Regions from separate parts of the Homo sapiens genome. Here region 2 is linked to region 1. The links are chromatin loops, found by intact Hi-C in ENCODE. Cell type or tissue: transverse colon. All regions are shown on one strand. Links, peaks and the distances in the headings refer to the core of each region. The heading gives the core; the rest is flanking DNA.

The links. Hi-C counts contacts between places; a loop is a spot of excess contacts. Peaks named below come from ENCODE experiments on the same cell type or tissue, not always from the same donor. Only the 100,000 strongest peaks of a DNase experiment are listed, where the experiment ranks them.
Region 2: it touches region 1 in a loop (2.0-fold over the local background); 12 of 110 quality-filtered maps call a loop at or near these places.

Annotation. Positions count from the first base shown.
Region 1 is chr4:184,809,540-184,820,273 of GRCh38, forward strand. The region is part of intron 1 of ACSL1 (acyl-CoA synthetase long chain family member 1); the gene reads right to left. Among named protein-coding and RNA genes, the nearest start is that of ACSL1, 11 kb to the right of the region's middle. RefSeq lists enhancers at 5,371-5,550, 5,691-5,750, 5,931-6,250, 6,521-6,600, 8,165-8,244 and 1 more. In transverse colon, for the core only: no CTCF peak of the experiment used is centred there; a DNase peak (open chromatin) is centred at 5,662; H3K27ac peaks cover 1,621 bases.
Region 2 is chr4:184,758,684-184,769,417 of GRCh38, forward strand. ACSL1 (acyl-CoA synthetase long chain family member 1) reads right to left here. Exons shown (of 21, transcript NM_001995.5): 12 at 9,633-9,767; 13 at 7,939-8,073; 14 at 7,208-7,303; 15 at 6,170-6,242; 16 at 4,484-4,572; 17 at 3,724-3,840; 18 at 1,674-1,817. Among named protein-coding and RNA genes, the nearest start is that of CENPU, 30 kb to the left of the region's middle. In transverse colon, for the core only: no CTCF peak of the experiment used is centred there; a DNase peak (open chromatin) is centred at 4,976; H3K27ac peaks cover 1,099 bases.

The DNA.
Region 1 (10,734 bases), core at 4,531-7,030:
CCCAGCACTTTGGGAGGCCGAGGCGGGCAGATCACGAGGTCAGGAGATCAAGACCATCCTGGCTAACACGGTGAAACTCCATCTCTACTAAAAATACAAAAAAAAAATTAGCCAGGCGTGGTGGCAGGCGCCTGTAGTCCCAGCTACTTGGGAGGCTGAGGCAGGAGAATGGTGTGAACCTGGGAAGCGGAGCTTGCAGTAAGCTGAGATCGCGCCACTGCACTCCAGCCTGGGCGACAGAGCGAGACTCTGTCTCAAAAAAAATAAAAATAAAATAAACAAATAAACCACATTTCATTAATATGTTATTTGAGTTCTTTGAATATGCATCTTCAAACAGGGTTTGGGGCATCTCTACAGCCACTTTTTGAGGCATCGAATGGTTTTCTGTGGCATACATTCACATTTTCCTCTTCCACTGAAGTTGTTGAAATTGAAGCAGTTTTTGAAGTCATGTATGTGCTACTAGTGAAAAAATTCTCCCAAGTCACAAGAACACATTTGAATGATATTAGAACAGGAGAAATTTTGTCCTATGGGTCCACATTTATCTAACTAAACCTCATACTCTATTTATAGCTTTTTAAACTGATTTTTAAATGCACTTTTTACAGTAACAACCAACATTTGCCTTTGTAAGCTGAAACCCTAAGAAATAATTACCCAGCTAGCATTACATTTGCTGTAGAAAAAGTCTAATTCAGCTAGTTGACCTGTACAAGGACCCATGACTAGGACTGGTAGAGACGGTTTCAGGACAAGGTGCCCTCTCTCCCCGAGGCTGTTCCAAATACAGGGGCTGAGAGCACCTCATACTATGACAGCCTTGGTAAGACTTAACTAGGAAGGCTGAAGGAGAATTTTGGGACACTTTCATCTTATATTGGGACAGGAATCTTATATTGGGCTTGGAATTAAAAGACATAACATAAATGTATACACAAAATAGTGGATAACAGAGTAGCAGTAAGTGCAAAATGAATTCTGACAGGGAGCATTTGCTCTTAGGGAGGGTTGCATGGAGAAGGCACAGCTGAGCTGGTCCTTGACAAATGAGAATCATCTGGGAAAATGAGCTATCCTTCATGCCCCAGGGACAGAGACAAGGCTACTAGAAGTGCCTCCTGACCTCAGGGCTCGCACTTTCGCACATTAATCTGGAACAAACGATAGGGCTCAAGCGGATAGGATAGGATAGGATAGGAAAGGGGAAGGAAGATGTTTGGGGAAATGGGCTTAGTTATGAGTTTGTTAGGAGCCACTGTGCTTAAGCACTTGCCGTGTGTCAGGTGCTGTGCTACGGGACTGCGCACAGGGCTAAATGCGTCCTCGTCACAGTCCTTACTGCACGGGGTTGTTACTGCCTTCAGCTCAAAGATCAGGAAACTGTACAGGAGTCAAATGTCCTGCCCTAGTTCCACATGAGAACAGGATGAGTGCCTGGGTCTGAAGCCAAAGCCCACAGACCTCAAGAGCTGAGCACATCAGCCCAGTCGTGCGTGGGTGTTCAAGTCTAAACAGAGGGCATAGGTGACACTGACAATGACAAGCCACGATGCACAATGCTTTTTTTTTGTTTTGTTTTTTGAGACAGAGTCTCACTTTGTCGCCCAGGCTGGAGTGCAGTGGTGTGATCTCGGCTCACTGCAAGCTCCGCCTTCTGGGTTCACGCCATTCTCCCACCTCAGCCTCCGGAGTAGCTGGAACTTCAGGCACCCGCCACCACGCCTGGCTAATTTTTTTTTTGTATTTTTAGTAGAGACGGGGTTTCACCGTGTTGGCCAGGATGGTCTCGATCTCCCGACTTTGTGATCTGCCCGCCTTGGCCTCCCAAAGTGCTGGGATTACAGGTGTGAGCCACCGCGCCCAGCTGCACAATGCTTTAAGAGCCCAGGATTCAAACCCAGATTTCCAACAACAGATGAACGGATCAAAATGTAGTCTATACAATGGAACATTATCCAACCTTTAAAAAGAAGGAAATTTGGATACATGCCATGACATGGATGAAGCAAAGGACAAATACTACATGATCTCACTTCTAGGAGGTACCTAGAATCAGCAAATTCACAGAGACAGAAAGCAGCAGAGAGGTTACTGGGGGCTGGGCAGGGGGAGGAGGAATGAGCGTTATTGCTGAACGGGCACAGAGTTTCAATTCGGGATGACGAAACATTCTGGAACTAGATGGTGGTAATGGTTATACAACCCTATGAATGTACTTCAAACCACTGTGTAACTGTATACTTAAAAATGATTAGCATGACAAATTTTATGTTATATATATTTTACCACAATAAAAAAAGTTTAATTATTTTTAAAAATTGCTTAAGTGGATACAAATGGACAAAAGAGAAGTAATTTTGAGCCTGAGAATGAATGGCAAAACACTGAAGAGACACTGGGAGGAGGAGACAGGAGGGTGATTTGTGAGCAACCGGCCCAACCTTCCAGGGTCCTCAGGGCCCTCCTTCATGTGGGAGGAGGCGGCGGTTCCACAACTACCCAGAAATCCTACACAATCCCCTCTATGAGAAGCAATCAGTCCTTCCTCTGAACTCCAGGACTTCTTTATTTGTAACCCCTGTGTGGTACTTAGCACCTCCTGTCTTACACTTACAGCGAATGGTACTTAGTACCTATGTAGATGCTTCTTCCTCTCCCCGGCCAGGGTCTCCTCCCATCTGTCTTTATATGCCCTTGGTTCTTAACACAGTCCCGAGCCAAGGACAGGTGCTTAACAAACATCTACTGAGTCATGAATGACCCTCTGTGATTCTGACCGTGTCAGACCCTCTGTGATTCTGACTGTGTCTCTGCAGCAAGTCCCTTGAGGATATATTCATAGAACAGTGATTCTCCAAAAAGAAAGGGGGTATTAAGCATTTTCCAACTTCAGTAGTCTCCTTCTACCCGCCACCAGACTCCTACACCGCACACCAGAAAGGAGTAGAGAACATCTCCTGGCTGACTGGGGGAAAAAGAAAAGGGTGCGAGCCACTGATGTAAAGGGGACATAAAAATATTCTCTTGCTCTTATTTTGATCATGTTTTATATTTCTCAAATTGTTTCACTTATGTAGAATGTCAGCCCAAGACTGCCATCAACTCTAAGGGCTACTGTCTTTAGAAGACGCTGAGATACAGTGAGATTTGGACAGACGACTGATGATTCATTTAAAACAAATCAAGGCTGCCCCGGGGGAAGGGAAGAGATCAAATAAGTACTTTTCTTAAGTAAAACAGCAAATATCAGAAAGGCTTGAGCCCAGAGCCCCATACCAGGGCTGGACTCCAACTTCTGTGAGTTTTCTATGACAGAAAAGAGAATCTTCCAAACCAGGGAAACAGACAAGACTCAAGCACAAGATCCAGAGTCCCACGCGAGGGCTCTAGTGAGGAGAATGCTCCCAGAAACACAGAGCTAGTGGGCGGCCACCTGAGATGTACGGAATGCTGACAACAGGATATGCCCAACATTCTCCAGAGCAAACAAAACAAAACAAAACAAAACATATAGCTCTCCTCCCTTCTCTCTTCACACACAGCTGCAAAGATCTGTCATGTACATCCACTTGAGAAAATGATGATTATAGTTAGGACATGCCCCATGACGATATCCAGGTCATGTACAGCCTTTGCGTGGGACAGCAGGGCTAAATTTTGGCGGTACATATTTAAGAGGGCAAGTTTCCATTCAAAAAATTTCCTATGAGAAGAAAGATGATTCCACTTGTCTTCCAATACTGATTGAATAAGGCTAAGCAACTGTTGTAGATATGTCACAATGAGGCAGATAAGTTTACTGATAAGAGCTAGAGAAGGCAGCCAACTTGGGCAGATAGCCTCCGTCAACAGCTTTGTGGCAGCGGATGGAGACAAAAAGATCCGCTTTTTAGGCTGACGCAATCCTTCTGCAAAGAGCAAGACAGAAAAGGCTTGTGTAGACTAAACTTCTCACTCATGAACTGGATCAATACGGCATGTTATTTCAGCTGATGTTCAGCACAGGAAGAGTCGGAATTGTGTCTCTATGACCGCAAGTTGAAGAACATGACAGCATGTTCTAAGGGTATTAGGCAAGACAAGCACGGCCTGTTATTACGAAAGCTAAAGAAGGAAATAAAAGGCTTTTTGCCACTGAAATAATCCAGAAGACTCTTCACCTTACTGGACTCAGCTAACCACAAAGTAAGCCCTGAAGCAAGAGACCACACCAGGAGAAGAGAGCACAACTGAACAGCAGAGAGGATCAAATGTCCTTTCACAGTAGCCAGAGCTGGCCCCAAGCTATGCAGGCACTTTCCTCCTCCGAGGGCCATGGATGGAGAGGAAGCTCCACTTGTTTGAGAAACTGCACGCAGAGAAGGTACCTAGATCCTGGGGTCCTCTCAGGTGCTCTGCCCAAAGTCAGGATCTTCCCATCTTCCCGTGGTGACTATGGAAATAAACAGAATATGAACATGTAAGGCTGGGCACAGTGGCTCACGCCTGTAATCCCAGCACTTAGAGAGGCCGAGGCGGGTGGATCACGAGGTCAGGAGATCAAGACCATCCTGGCTCACACGGTGAAACCCCGTCTCTACTAAAAATACAAAAAAATTAGCCATGCATGGTGGTGGGCTCCTGTAGTCCCAGCTACTCGGGAGGCTGAGGCAGGAGAATGGCATGAACCCGGGAGGCGGAGCTTGCAGTGAGCCAAGATCGTGCCACTGCTCTCCAGCCTGGGCGACAGAGCGAGACTCCGCCTCAAAAAAAAAAAAAAAAAAAAAAAGGAGAGTGGGAACAGAGGAGAGCTACGCCTCTTTCCATCATGAACATCATGGTAGCTTCTCCAAGACTATGTAAGAGAAGGGAAAAGATGGCCACACAATCCTGGCGTCCAGGACTAAACAATCAAGTTTCCACCTAATACCCAAAACCCCCAGGGAACAGTGATATATGAAGAAAAGAGTCAATGTTAAAACCTTCAATTCTATGTGGCGAGTCTATGGGTGTTTTTACTACTATGTTGTTGTTCTTTGTATGTTGCTGTATTTTTCCCAATTTTTTACTATGGAAAAATTAATATAAAACTTGCCATCCTAACTATTAGCTGTATTTTTAAAAGTTTCTCCAGATAAAGAAGCTATAAGTGAGTCAGGTCAGTTAATGTCCTCCTGTATTTATGTATTTCCCACCTGCTCCACGAAGGATTTAGGTAGTGACCTGTCCTCAGAACAGAATGACAGATAGGATATAAACCCCTCCTGGAAAATATGTAGCTATGCTTTGCCCCGTCTGCCCACGCTGGACCCGGCTCAGCCACTGACCTGCTATGTGAGCCACTTCCACTTTCGTGCCTCTTTGAAAAAGGAGTCACACCACAAAAAAAGAAGCAACACTCTGAACATTCCAGGGGGATAACCAACTCTCCTTAGTTCCTGACAATCAGAAAGCCTGAGGATAAAATACTTACAAGGTTTTCTTTGCCTTCAGCAAGTTTAGGATATCAATGAAGACAAACACACCTGCAAGAGTTAACAGAGCTACAGAAGACAGATCTGATAACCACGGCAGGTAGGGCCCTGGTGCTCCAGGAATCTAGGGGAGGGAGAAAACAGTACGCATGCACCAGGCATCCGAGGGAGGGCTGTCCAGAGAGCTGAGGGTGGAACCAGGCCAAGTCTGAACAGGCAGAGACAGGAGTGGGTGGAGAAACACCAGCAACAGCCAGACAGTGCTGTGAGCAAAGAGGCAGGGAGGAGGCCCTGAAGGAGCGGCAGGTGGGCTGGGGACTCGCAGCCGCATTGTAAGGCAACCGTCAGGAGCCTCTGCCTCTCTCTCTCCCATGACAGCATTCTTGTCAATGTCTTGGCTGAGTAAGAAACAGCTGGCTAAAGGAGGCTCGCCCTCACCCAGTGGGTGTTTAGTTCACAGAGCCCTCCTGTCCCCTCCAGGACCCAGGCCTGGGGGGGGAAACTGGGAAGAGTAAGACCCAGTCCTTGTCTTCAAGGAGTCCACAGCACCCCACAGCTCGCAGAGGTCACAGCTATCACATATCAGTGACCTGGATAAGAAGGTTAAAAAGGGCAAAGGTTGGGTAGAGTTACTCACACCTCTTAAAATAGACCAAGGTTTCAGAGACTGATAACCACAGAAATGGCTTAGCAGGACACGGGTGAGAAGACAGGACACAAAGACCTCTCTGCCCAGGGAGAAGAAGATCAGCCTCTCACGAGTTTGGAGAAATCCACTTCTGAGTTGAGTTTTTACAGATTTCAACAGGTACCTGCTGTTACTTTAAAAAGCAGAGATGAGGCCAGGTTTACAGGTTCATGCCTGTAAACCCAGCACTTTGGGAGGCAGAGGTGGGTGGATCATCTGAGGCCAGGAGTTCAAGCCCAGCCTGGCCAACATGGCGAAACTCCATCTCTACTAAAAATACAAAAATTAGCCAGGCGTGATGGCACACACCTGTAGTCCCGGCTACTCGGAGGCTGAGGCAGGAGAGTCGATTGAACCTGTGGGGGGCGCAGCGGCAGTGAGCCAAGATGGCACCACTGCGCTCCAGCCTGGACAACAGAGACGCCATCCAAAAGAAAAAAAAAAAAGCAGACATGAATGGAATCTAGAAGATAATCACAGGCTATGAGGTTCCCCAGGACTGGACGCAGCCTGCAAAAAACATGGGACCCTGTTCTGGCCTCTGAATTGTGCCTGTCATGTGGAAGACCTCAGTGGTGTTGGAGGAAGCAACAAGTGAAATAGGGAAAAGGTTAACCAGGATTTAGCTCATCGTATTGGGAAGGAGAAGAGAGGTACTGGTGACAACCACGAGACATGAGCTAAAATTACACAAAGAGCTCAGGTAACTATAAAAAGAGGTGACTGGCTCTGGGGAAGCCAAAATCAAAACAAACCTAACAAGTTGCAGAAGATTATAGAATAATGACCAGTGTTTAAAAGACAGAAAGAAAAAGAGACTATGCAGTTCGGCCATTACCTGCTCGGAATGGGTGATACTAGTTTGGGGTCTCTATATTCCCTTTATGTTTCACTTAAAATTTATTATGAAAATTCAAATCTATTCAAAAGTAGACACAGAAGTATAATAAAACTATATTTTATGTACCCGTGACTCCAACTTCAGCTTCAGTAATGATCAACGTTTTGCTGTTTCATTATACCCACTTCTTAAAAAATTACTTTAAGTTACATCCCAACACCCTGTCTCTCAGGTGACATTTCTGAGGCCTCCACGGCTCTATGGTTCTACCGCGTGGGGGTATCATGTGCAGGACAGTAAAACTGACTGGCATGTAGGCTGCATCTTGCCAACTGCCCAAAGGTTTAAACAAAAGGAGGCAACCTGAATATTGACTTGAAGCATCCAACTCAGCATAATACTTAATTATCATGCAAGAAAAACGCCCATATATTCAATTTGCAAATATTGAGGATATGCAAGTCAGCTCCAGCCTCAGGGGATATGATAGTAAACAAAAGAGAAAAAAATAAAACCCTGATCCCAATGAGGCTTCCACACTGCTAAGTTTTGGGACCAGAGACAAAACATACTCTGGAGTTAACCTGACTCTCCTTAAGTCACAGGCCTATTTGACATGAATCACAACCTAGCCAGAGAGCAGTTTCTATTCCCCTTTAATTGACAAATTCTTTCCTTTTTAAAAAATGGCATTCAGAGGTCTCTCATGATACTGGTGCTAGAGAAGGAGTTAACTTTCTGGTTCTCTAGACTTCTGATGATGTACCCCAATAAATAAATGCACCCCTCACATTAAATGCTTTTATCTATAAACCATATACAAGTATTTTCTGACCATTAGAAAACACACAAATATGAATTTAAAAGATGGCCAAAAAATAACTATCCATAGAAGTTCTAATGTTTCTATTCTATTCTACAATCTAATGGATGGTCTAGGCAGCCACTATGGGGCATACACCCCACTCTGGAGACAGTCCTTCCATCTCCTGAGCAGCCCTGCAGCCTCTTTGGTGGCTTGCCTGCCTTGTGTCTCCATCTGTTCCCCACCATGGGCAACAATGCATGAAACTGCTAATGGAGGCACCCTGAAATGCGTGCCACACCTGGGAGGCAGAGGGACAGTGCCTGCAAAAGCCTGCAAAAAGGGACTGTCACATCAAAGAGGGAGGAAAAGACACTCAGCATCACCCAGTGATGAAGGGAAGCATGCCAGAGAGAGCAGGACGCTACTGGTGACCGTCGCCTGGCCTGCCTGAGAGGGTGAAGAGACTGAGCCGGCCTCTCTGCAGGACAGAGAGGCTTGAGGCCGAGACCCACGCCAGGCTCCAGGGCTGGCCTCCTCTGAAGGTCTGTCCTGGACACCCTGAAGCTTCAGCCCTGACCCCAAGGACAAGGATCTTCACCCTGCCTGAACTCTAGGGAGGTCTTGGCATCGGCAGAGTTTGCCTCTGACTCACATCAGGAGAGAAAAGCACAGACTGGCTGTCTTCAGAGTCTAACCTGGGAGTCTGGGCTGCTCAGCCACCCCCTCAAGAACTCAGTTCCGTCCACTGTGAGGTGCCTGGCTGGGCTGCTTGACAGATAAGGTCCCCCGCCAGCTCCCCATCCTGGGATGCCTCAGAAGCTTGCCTGAGGCGCAATGTAGGTAACTGTCCTACAGAAGGAACAATGAGCCATTTGACCATTTCACTAGTGGCACAGAAACAAGGGGCAATTTGAACACAAGAATACCAGGTAAAGGAAGACTACAGTAGAGTTATGTAACATTAGCTGGAGCTCAACACTAATCTCCTCCCCTCTCACACCCTGCAAAGACCACAGCCACCTGCTTCTCCAACACAAGTGAAACTACACGGAAAGAAACACCTCAGATGTACTCCGAAACACAAACTTCACTCAGTGAAAGCACAGGCTTAGGTCCACAGACTTTCGATGCCTTGATCTTGGCTATAAGATCTACGTTTTGCACAGTATCAGAATAGACAAACCTGGAACATTACAATGTATATTCTTGTTAGGGACCACCTTCTATGGGACATCTGACCATCGGAACCTGCCCTACCCTCAATCCATCATTAGATAATCTTACATGCTTACTAGCGGTAAGGCCCTGTATTAAACGCTGCTGAAAACACAGAGATGACAATGACTAGGTCTCCCATGTGCCCAGAGCTTAGAGTGTGGCTGGGGTGCCAATCTGTGGAAGCCAGATATGCACTCATGAAAAGATGCACGTGGGACAGAGGCTGGGATGCTCATCAAAATATTTAATAGCCAGTACGGCCAGACACCAACCAGCCAGAAAAGACACAGGCCAGTGCACCAAAACAGGGCTCCAAAGTTCCTCTACTGCCCCATGTATTAACCCTTTAGTTTCCATATGAAGGGCGGGGGCACTTGGGTAGCAGCTATTCTCTAGCCAGGATGGGAGTATTTCGATATTTTAACCACTAGCATGATCGCTGGTGCATCTACAGCTGAATGACAGTGAGTGTAGGTGAGGAAGGGGAGAGTCACTCCAGGAAAAGTGCCTCTGAGGAGCAGGGCTCTGTGGGACAAGGAATGGCATTCCAAATAGGCCAACATGGGCATCGTACCATTTAGATGTACTTTTTTTTTTTTTTTTTTTGGAGACAGAGCCTCACTCTATACCCCAGGCTGGAGTGCAATGGCACGATCTTGGCTCACTGCAACCTCTGCCTCCCAGGCTCAAGGGATTCTCCTGCCTCAGCCTCCTGAGTAGCTGGGATTACAGGCGCCTGCCACCACACCTGGCTAATTTTTGTATTTTTAGCAGAGACAGGGTTTCACCATGTTGTCCAGGCTGGTCTCGAACTCCTGACCTCAGATGATCCACCTGCCTTGGCCTCCCAAAGTGCTGAGATTACAGGCGTGAGCTACCACACCCAGCCTAGATGTACTCAACACAAACTTTATCCCAGCAAAAGCACAGACTTGAGTCTAGAGATTTTCAGTGTCTTGATCTTAGCTATAGGATCAAAGACACCATCGGACCAGGACACAGGAAGGTCAGTCAGGCAGATGACAGCACCCAGGTACAGTGTCTTGGGTACACAGACCCATTAACCCCATGCCGCCAGAGTTTGCTTTCTAGAAGCCTCAGGATATGGTGGTTTGGAGAGGAGTGGAGATAGCAGGTAGGAAGCAAGCTGCAGAAGCCCCTGACAGGCAAGGTAAGTAAACACCTGGAGCCTTATGGAGGGGAGCCTGGAAGGCTTCTGCTTAGGAGGGATTTGATCAGAGCTGTGATTTAGAAAAAGCAACCATCCCCCTCTGCACCCTGCCCCTCTTCCTAACAAAGGCCTTCACTGTTTAAATTGGAGGTGACAATTCTGGTTCACGATGGCAATACTGAGAAGGCAAGGAGGAAATGCATGTGTGTTGGGTAATACTGCACAGAGAGGGTCAGAATAAGCAGAACTGCTGACTGACTGGACTTCAGGGCAGAAACCAAGGGCAATACCGACGTCCAGCCATTCTTTGAACAGGCACAGGGCCCGGGAACAAACTCCACACGTGTGCATGGCCAGAGGGTCAGGCAGGTTGTGTTACCTTGGCCAAGTCACCCCCCTCCGATCCCTGCAGACTCCCAAGTAGCTGGGACTACAGGTGCCCACCACCATGCCTGGCTAATTTTTTGTATTTTTAGTAGAGACAGGGTTGCACCGTGTTAGCCAGGATGGTCTTGATCTCCTGACCTCATGATCCGCCCACCTCGGCCT
Region 2 (10,734 bases), core at 3,783-6,282, 52 kb before region 1:
TAGCTGCAATCTCAAAGAAAAATAAGTGCATTCTCTTATAAGAAAATATCCTAAAATAATTTTAAAATCTAACAACTTTTTCTTTTTTTTTTAAATTATACTTTAAGTTTTAGGGTACATGTGCACAACGTGCAGGTTAGTGCCATGTTGGTGTGCTGCACCTGTTAACTCGTCATTTAACATTAGGTATATCTCCTAATGCTATCCCTCCCTCCCTCCCCCCACCCCACAACAGGCCCTCGTGTGTGATGTTCCCCTTCCTGTGTCCATGTGTTCTCATTGTTCAGTTCCCACCTATGAGTGACAACATGCAGTGTTTGTTTTTTGTCCTTGTGATAGTTTGCTGAGAATGATGGTTTCCAGCTTCATCCATGTCCCTGCAAAGGACATGAACTCATCATTTTTTATGGCTGCATAGTATTCCATGGTGTATATGTGACACATTTTCTTAATCCAGTCTATCATTGTTGTATATTTGGGTTGGTTCCAAGTCTTTGCTATTGTGAATAGTGCTGCAATAAACATACGTGTGCATGTGTCTTTAATAGCAGCATGATTTATAAATCTCTTGGGTATATACCCAGTAATGGGATTGCTGGGTCAAATGTCTAAAACATCAAAAGCAGTGGCAACAAAAGCCAAAATTGACAAATGGGATCTAATTAAACTAAACAGCTTCTGCACAGCAAAAGAAACTACCATCAGAGCGAACAGGCAACCTACAGAACGGGAGAAAATTTTTGCAACCTACTCATCTGACAAAGGGCTAATATCCAGAATCTACAATGAACTGAAACAAATTTACAAGAAAAAAACAACCCCATCAAAAAGTGGGTAGAGGATATGAACAGACACTTCTCAAAAGAAGACATTTATGCAGCCAAAAGACACATGAAAAAATGCTCATCATCACTGGCCATCAGAGAAATGCAAATCAAAACCACAATGAGATACCATCTCACACCAGTTAGAATGGCAATCATTAAAAAGTCAGGAAACAACAGGTGCTGGAGAGGATGTGGAGAAATAGGAACGCTTTTACACTGTTGGTGGGACTGTAAACTAGTTCAACCATTGTGGAAGTCAGTGTGGCGATTCCTCAGGGATCTAGAACTAGAAATACCATTTGACCCAACTTTCCAAAAGGTTAATTTTCAGGAAACCAGATCCTCTCTTCCTTGGCATCATCTGTCCAACATTTTGGCAAATACCATACATGTTTCACTGCAATACTGATTTTGATTTTCAACTTTGAGTATTCTTGGTTCACAACCACCGTTTGCTCAAAAATGATTAGGAAGCATATCATCAATAGGCTGGGTTTAATATGTTTGAAAATTGTAAACTTTCTTATAACCCATGTCAATATTTTCTTTCATAATTGGAAACATATATTACCCATGCCCCTGTCCCCCAGTATGTTTATCCAACCTCCCCTTGGTACATCAGACCTCTCTAAGTAAAATAAAAATGTGGAAATTAAAGAGAACAAATTTTCCTGAGCAGGAAATGCCAAGCAACAAAAATCAGTAACAGGTCAATGATATTCTAGCAGATTAGACATGAAAGCCAAGTGATAGGCGTCTCAAACTTCCAATCACATTTAAAGCCCCTGGAGTACCAGGCAATGGCAATGTGTATGCAGCAAGATTCAAGACCCAGAAAGCACATACCTGCAGGCTTTCTCCGTGGACAAACACCTGAGCAACAGGCTCACTTCGCATGTAGATATTTTCAATCTTTTCAGGGGCTATGTATTCTCCTTGTGCCAGCTTAAATATGTGCTTTTTCCGGTCGATAATTTTCAAGGTGCCATTCTGTTGATCAGAGGGGAGGGGGTTATGAATGGGCTGATGGCTGGTTTCCAACCAGGATGGATCCCAGTACAACACTGAAAGGTATTTAATACACACTATTGATTAATTCTAATAACATCCCACAGAGGTCAGTTATGATCCCATTTTACAGAGAGGAAAACAAAGGCTTAGAGAGACTGAGGAACTTGTCCAAGGCTATTTGGCCAAGTGCAGAGACAGAGAAGGGGTCCTAGAGCCCGTGCTTATTCAGCGTCACCACTTGGCACCACTGACTGGTCAACACTAGCAAGGCTTTGCTGGCTCATTTAGCCTCCTGTCTGAATTAGGCGCATACACATCTGGCTCACCAAGTGACTCAAGTTCCTTAATAGCAGGAACACAACTTTTCCTTCCAAAGTGCTCTGCACAGAGTAAGAGTTCAAGAAATGTTTCCTACACAAAGGCCAAATTCCTGTTTTCTTCCTCGATGTCTGGAGGGGTGCTCTTGGCCCTTTGGGAAGAGTGAGTCAACTGTGGAAGTGCTCTAGCATCTCTGGACCAGACCAGCCACATCCCAGTAGTGCCGTAAGCAAAACCCTAGTCCCACTTTTACCCCATCCCCACCCCGGGGCCACTCTCATGCCTCCAAAAGTCATCTGTAGAAAGTGTCTAGGGTTCTTTTGTTCCACACCAGTTCTCCATTTTCAAAAGGAGCAAACCAAGGTCCAGAGAGACTATGGGATGTGTTCGTGAGTGCCACAGTAGAATTGGAACTGACATTTAATCTCTCTTGAACCGGAAGAGGGGGACTTAATTTAGCTCTAAATAGTTTGGGTATTGCAAAATCTGAAGTAATTTTGGGAGGTATTTTTCTAATCAATACAAATTCCAAAGAAATAAGCACCTAAAATCTACAAGAATCTGCCAATACACAGTAATAAAAATTATATTTGTAATTTTAGGGCTTGCAATCAGCATCATAATAACTTCGAAACAGCAGATTACTGGTCAAACCAACAGGTAGGACAGGTCAGGCTTCTTGCACAAGCTTCTCACTCTTAAGATAGACTCTTCAGAATTTCTCTACAGTAAATGGTTCTGAGACTACATTCAACTAAATTCAAGGAGTTCGCCTAATCTGTGAAACACCCTATTTTTAATGAGATGACAAACCTAAGAAACACATTTATTCCCAAATCCTTACCCATCCTACATTGCTGGAAGTCTACCACAACTTCCCCCAGATCTTATTTAACTGAGGCCTCAACATCACGGCTCAGTACGGATATTGTAAAAAAGCCACTGTCTCTTTGTATTCCGGTTGAGAAGCAACAACCAGAATTGATGTTAAGCATCAAAACGGGCCAGGCGCGGTGGTGGCTCACGCCTGTAATCCCAGCACTTTGGGAGGCTGAGGCGGGTGGATCACCTGAGGTCAGGAGTTTGAGACCAGCCTGGCCAACATGGTGAAACCCCGTCTCTACTAAAAATATAAAAATCAGCCAGGTGTGGTGGTGGGCACCTGTAATCCTAGATACTTGGGAGGCTGAGGCAGGAGAATCACTTGAACCCGAGAGGTGGAGGTTGCAGTGAGCCGAGATCACGCCATTGCACTCCAGCCAGCCTGGGTGACAAGAACATGATTCCGTCTCAAAAAAAAAAAACCCCAAAAACACAACAAAGAAACAAAAAAGCATCAGAACAAAACATATTCGCTGAAGTGAAAGTGAAAATCCAACCAAGGATGCTAAGTGTAACCCTGTCCCCTGCAGGAAATGGAACAGTCTACATCATACCACTCACCAAGGAGGAAGGGAAAGAGAAAATTCAGGGTGCCACTGCCACATGGCAGCTGCACAGTAGATAAGACATTTTCTTCCCCACAGTGGAACTGAACTGTTTGTGACCTGAGGAGGCGGCAACTTACTGGTAACCATTTTCCAATGTCCCCTGTGTGTAACCAGCCGTCTTTGTCCAAAGCTTCTGCTGTTTTCGCTGGGTCCTTCAAGTAGCCCTGAAATACATTTGGCCCTTTCACACACACCTAAAGAAAAGAAGATCATCAGTGAACAGCATTTACTGGGGTTTTTCCAGAGAAAACTGGTGTGTGCATGTGTGTACGTGTGTGTCTGCCCCAACCTTTAGCTGGAAGCCCTAAACTCCAGGATGCAGAGGGAGTTACCAGAGCCCCACCAGGGTCTGCGAGAGATCTCCAGTGCCCCTACTTCCCTTCCTGAATTACCTCAGCTCTGGCCGATTTGTAGGGCAAATGCTTGCCCTAGGTTCTGGCTCAAAGCTGTTGGAAAGCCCCGCAGGGGATGAAATCACTTTTAAGTAATTAGGCTTCCCATCCAGCAGCCAGCAGCTCACTAATAGGTACCCAGGGCAATCAACAGGCAGGACCTTCGTCCCAGGAACTGAGGCCACCGGGCCTTTCTTTGCAGGCTCTCCAGCCCAAATCCCTATGAGGCCTGGCAGAGGAAGACAGGCATCAGTGTCCCTCCTGCCCACTCCCCGAGAGCTGAACATAAATGTACCCTCAGAAAGAAGCCTGGCAGACTCCAGGATCACCAATGAAGTCAAGTTCAATGGCTTTATTGAGCTGTTGGGAAATACCACAGCATTCGCAAAGGCCAGCGATCACAGGAAATGGCAGCGAGGGAAAATGACTGACGGTTTTCACTCACCTCGCCCTCGCCCTCGGCAGCCATGTAATTCATTTCTTCCACATCAACAAGTTTTATCAAATTGCACGGCATCGGGGCCCCAACATGGCCTGTATATTAAATAAGCAAATGGTCATTCCTAAGGGAACTACTCATAACCTCAGGTCAAATTATTTTGATAGCAAACAGGATTCCACATAAGAAAAACGGCTGGGATAAACTTCTGATTTCTGCAATTACAGCCATTCTCTTCCTAGTATAATTTAAGAGAGTCTATTCTTAGACTAGGGAAGAACATATTTAGTGTCTTCAGGACCTTTTCCAAGTGTGATGCTCTGAGTTATTTATGAGTAATTTGGCCTCTATGTGAAGGTTCCTACAAACACCTGGAAGCAGCCTCTCTCAAACCTTCACTCGGCTTCCACCCTCCGATCGCCCCCACCCATTACTTGCACTCATCTTACACAGAATTCTTAGCATCCTGTTCTCTGTAAGAAGAGAGAACATATGCAGCTTTGGCAAACCTCACGCACCACCTGGTTCTGATCAACACGGCCTTTATTTCCTTGCGTATGAAGAAGCATGTCTTACAGTTTTTACTAAGACGGGACAGTGCTTATTTCTACAGCTAACTTAACTCTCTTGCCAAAGGCTGTTAAGACTGGGCTGTCTTTTCCAAAAGCAGCAACAACAGACATTAGATATGTTAGATATCACATTAGATATCACAAATAATTCTTCCTATGTTTTAATAATTTGAGCTTCTAGAGATCAGTATTCCAAATTCTCTGTTAAGGAAACTGAGGTTAAAAATTAAACAAATACCATAAAGAAGATTCACAGACTGTCTGCGTTAATTCCAGGACAATGATGTTAGTGGACAGTGCTAGGTTCTAGAATATATGTTACTAAATGGTGCTAATACTTATAATACTCCAAATAAGCTGGGAAGTTTATTTATCACAGTGTAGAATTTACTACTCAGGTGACACAGAGGAAGCACAGAAGCTCTGCAGTCAGGCCGGGGTTGAAATCCTGGCTCCAAAGCATAATGCCGCGTAAATTCTCATACATCATTTATGTGTTACTTAAGCAACAATCTATAATTTCCTCTGAGAAGTACCAGAACTTATCTCACAGGGACACTGTTGGGGTTACACTGACATTAGGTACATCCTAAGCACCCATCACAGAGGCTTACCCATGACAGATGCTCAATTATTTTTGTTTGTCCTCCTCCTTTTTCCTTTTGAGAAATGACTTTTTGAGAAAAAGGACTTGTATTTATTCCTATTGGTAGTCCCAACACCTAGCACAGCACACAGTACAAATTCAATAACTATTTGTTGTTTAAAATGACCAGCAAATAACGAGACCCTACTCAATTACTAGGAAGCTCTGTTGGGCCAGACACTCTCAATCTGGAACACAGGGCCCCTCTCAGATGTCACTAGTAGAGTCTAGGCAAGTCTCTGCTGCCACCAGCTTTACAGTCAGATCCCCAGCGCCACCCCTCAGTTGCAGGAGGTGTTCTCCCCACAGTGCCCTGACTTACAAGAGTGTTTGCCCCCAGAGCCTAATGATCAGAAACATAGCACTTTTGTTTAAGATGGTTAATGAACCAGTCAGTGATTAACCCAATTCCAGACATACCAATAACCCAGTATGAATAACAAAATTCCAAAAAGGAGCCTCCTACAGCCATACCTGCGGTCCAGTCTCCAGGCATGGTCAGGCAGCACCCGGCAGTGCACTCTGTCTGTCCGTATCCTTCATAAAACTGGGGCACCAAGAGATGCAACATTATTAAGGAGAGCACAATCACACCTTTACTGGAAGTGCACAAGCAATGAAGTCTCACTAACTCCCAAGTCATGGCTGACTGGTGAAATCTCATTTCAAATGGTCTGTTCAGTAAGTTCATTCAATGGTCCAGTGTGCTTTACGCCAACACCAGCCGTCACCCAGGTACACCTTCTATTTAACTTCCAGTGGCCAAGCGAGGGAGAACCCCTATGTGACTGGTCACCACCCAGCAGCAGTGAACTCCCTTGGCCAATTCACAGGACATGTACCCCACACATGCCCCGTCTGCCACCAAATCCTCCTTTCTCCCTTTACTACAGGTTGTCAGCATGGTGTGCGGGTAGGCTCATCACCTGTGACCCATTCCACAGCTGCATACCTGCTTCTAAAGGTTGTCTTGCACCTGATCCTAGAGAAAATTCAACAAATGGCAGACACACACATTCCCCTGCCTAGGGTAAAAAATATACATATGGTTGCTTCTCCAAGCAACCTAATAATAACATATCTTCCAAACAAACATAACACACACACACAAAGTAGGGGGTGGGAAGGATAGGGGTGATGTTGGTGAAAGGACACAAAGTCTCCATCAGGAGGAACTGGTTCAAGAGCTCCATAGCACCACGTGGTGACTAGAGCTAACAACAATGTATCATATACTTGAAAACTGCCCAGAGGGTAGATTCCAAGTGTTCTCACCACGTGGGAAAAAAAAGTATGGGTGGTAAGACACATGTTAATTAGCTTCATTTAGCCATTCCACAATGTTTACATATTACATACATCAAAACATCATGTTGTTACGCCATAAATATAGATACGCTTGTCAATTAAGAAAGAACACACACACACACACACAGTACAGATGACTTTTGGTGCAGAAGAGGACTGGGCATCCTAGTGTGGGAGAATCAGGCGCCGTGACATCCACCTCACCTGACAGCCCAGGGCTGCTCTGAGGAACGTCAGCACAGTGGCAGACACCGGGGCGGCTCCTGTCACCATCAGCCGGACTCTTCCGCCCAGGCTCGACTTTCAGGGAGGGAGAGTGGGAGAAGGTGAGGGTTACACACCTGGAAGTCGGCGGCCTCTCCGCCAAGGGGGCCTGCTTGGGACCCCGTTCCCTAACCCATAGCTGCAGACCACACGGAGGCCACACGGAGAACTCACAGCCCTCATGATGGCAGCACAGGGCTACGGTTTGTTTCCACCCGTGACTGCCCTGTTCCCTCCCAATGGGGATGGAAGTCAGCCCCACCTCTGCAGAAGCTATTTCAGGGAATTAGAACACAACTGGGCAGATCTGTGGCAACTACCACAATTCTGGCCTTCTGGGGGGCATGATATTGTTACACGTTATCACTCATGCTTGAAAAATTACCTCAAGAGTGACACGCTTGTTCCGGAAAAACGCAACAAAATGGAGAATGAGAAAGGCTCCACTACCCTGACTCCTTTTCCCCCTAGATGGCTGCAATACTATTGATCTTAGAAACTGAGGCCTCCTTAATGGCTTTGCCTTAGTTTTTAAATGTGTGCCAGAATTAACAAAAACATGTTATTCTCTCCCTTACCTTCATCTCTCCCTCTCACAAAAAAGGCCCTCCCAGAACTCTGAAAAGCGAAGTCGGTTTCCATGGGAGCAGTGGCTGTGAGTCACGTGTTACCTGTACTTTGTGGAAGATCAGCCGGTCCCACAGGCTGTTGTTTCTGATGATGCCGCTGCGAAGCTCTGCTTCTTTCCTCTTGGAGGCAAAGTCCAAGAGCCATCGCTTCAGCGTGGTGTTTGCTTGTCCGAAAATCTAATGAGGCAAGACATGAGAAAGTTTTCACACCTACTAGGATGGCCAGAGTCAAAGAGTGTGGAGAAATCAGAACCCTCACACACAGCTGGGGAACACAAAATGGCACAGCTGCTCTGACAGCCTGGCCGGTCCTCTAACGGCCCCACATGGTCAGCACAGGACAGCAATTCCACACCTCGGTATACACCCAGGAGCAATGGACACATACATCCCCAAATGCCCATCGAGTAGGAATGTGTAGGCCAGGTGCGGTGGCCCACGCTTGTATTCCCAGCACTTTGGGAGGCTGAGGTGGGCAGATCTCCTGAGCTCAGGAGTTTGAGTCCAGTGTGGCCAACATGGTAAGACCCCATCTCTACAAAAAATACAGAAATTAGCCGGGCATGGTGGCACATGCCTGCGGTCCCAGCTACTCAGGAGGCTAAGGTGGGAGGACTGCTTGAGCCCTGGAGGTGGAGGCTGCAGTGAGCCATGATAACACCACTGCACTCTAGCCTGGATGACAGAGAGAGAGACCCTGTCTCAAAAAAAAAAAAAAAAAAGGAATGGATAAATAAAATGCGTTATACCCATACAGTGGAATACTATTTGGCCGTTAAAAGGAATGAAGTGCTAATACGTGCTACATGGATGCTTGTGAAAGACGCCAGTCACAAAGGAGCACATATGGCATGATTCCATCCACAGAAAAGTCCAGAATAGAGAAATACACAGATGAGCGGATGCTGAAGGGTGGAGGGGGTCGGGGAGCTGATAAAGAATAGGTAAGGGTTTCTCTTGGAGGTCATGAAAATGTTCTAAAATTGATTGTAGTGATGGCTGGAGAACTGTGAAAGTACTCAAAACCTTTGAATTACACACTTTAAATCAGCAAATTATACAGAGTATTATATGTTGATAAAGTTGTCCTTTTAAAAAGAACCATTAAAAACATAAGAACGTTCTGAGAGATAACAAAAGTCCTGCCTCAAAATAAAGAGTAAGTGAACACTCTTTCTGGAGATTGCTCATGCCCCTCGCGCCTGGCCCTGGCTGTGCGGTCCACGCAATGATACCCACCGCAGAGGGGCTGGTGTTCTCTTGGGCTCTGCTGTGGCTTAGTCACTTCTTTCAGTGTGGCCAATTAAGTAATGTTTTACATGTCCATGCAAGGAGCTTTACAATGAAGAAAACCATTTCATAGTTACTATTCTTACGTGATCCCATTAGCAACTTTTGGAGACAAACAGTAGGAGAGAAGAGGTAAACAGTCCGTGTTACACATGAGGAAGCAGAGGCTCAAAGTGTTTATTGTAAAAATAAAATGACCTCCCACATTATGCTTGTGTTGTGACCATGGTTTACAAAGTGTGTTCATGCATTTTCTCTTATAATCCTTATCAGCCACTCTGAGAGGTAAACGCATTCTAACTTTACAGATGAGTAAACTGAAGTTCTGTAAGATTGGGAGGATTGTCCAGGGTCATACAGATGGCACATGGCACAGCCCAATTCAAGCCCAAGCCCCTGCGTCCAAGTCAGTGCTCAGTCCTGGGACTTCGCTGCTTGGAACTTACTCGGTCAAACATCCGGTTCAGCAGTCTTGGAACCACGGGGAAGACAGTGGGTTGAAGCACCTTGAGGTCATCCATGAGCAGCCTGATATCTCCTTGGAAAAATCCGATTTTAGCTCCATGACACAGCATTACACACTATAGGGGTAATGGAAAAAACAAACATTTTATCACCACAGCAGGGGTTACACAACATATGGACAACATCCAACATTTCAGTTTTAGCATTTCAGGCCAGTTTCCAGAAATCTTAAATTTCCTAAATATAGGTAACTTAAAAAAAATGTGCATTTACTAGTCATTGTACAACATGGAAATGTGGTATTTCTCTTGGTTATCCTGAAGATATGGGACTCAGTAAAAAACCAGGCTATGTTGTTTTTAGTGATGACCACAGAGGTTCTACTCTTTTAGTGCGGTGGTAAGTATCTGTTCAATGAATGACATGGTATTACATATTCTAAATATTTTTAGTGGCTGGGCGCGGTGGCTTACACCTATAATCCCAGCACTTTGGGAGGCCGAGGCAGGTGGATCACTTGAGGTCAGGAGTTCCAGTCGAGCCTGGCCACGTTACGGTGAAACCCCATCTCTACTAAAACAAAAATTAGCCGGGCTTGGTGGCGGGTGCCCATAGTCCCAGCGACTCAGGAGGCTGAGGCTGGAGAATCGCTTGAACCCAGGAGGCGGAGATTGCAGTGGGCTGAGATTGTGCCACTGCTCTCCAGCCTGGGCCACGGAGGGAGACTCTGTCTCAAATATATATATATATATATATATATAGCCTTCCAGAAACTTTACATTTAATTTATTCTCAAAATAAAAACTTAACTTCTTGCCTAGAGTCCAAGTTTGTTAAAGTCTCACTTTCTTTTGTTTGAATCTAACTAGAAGTTTCTGAAAGGCCACCAAGTATGATGAATTTGTGACACCAGGGTATCTAATACCAGAGTGGCTTGCCATTCAGCTAGAATACACTGCATGATTTTTTTCCTGTCTAGTACAAACCATGCTGGCAAGCCATATGGACCTGACAGTTTGCCTATTTTAAAATTTAAAAAGAAAAGATTCAAAAGATGACACAAGGGAAGTACAAATGTTCTCT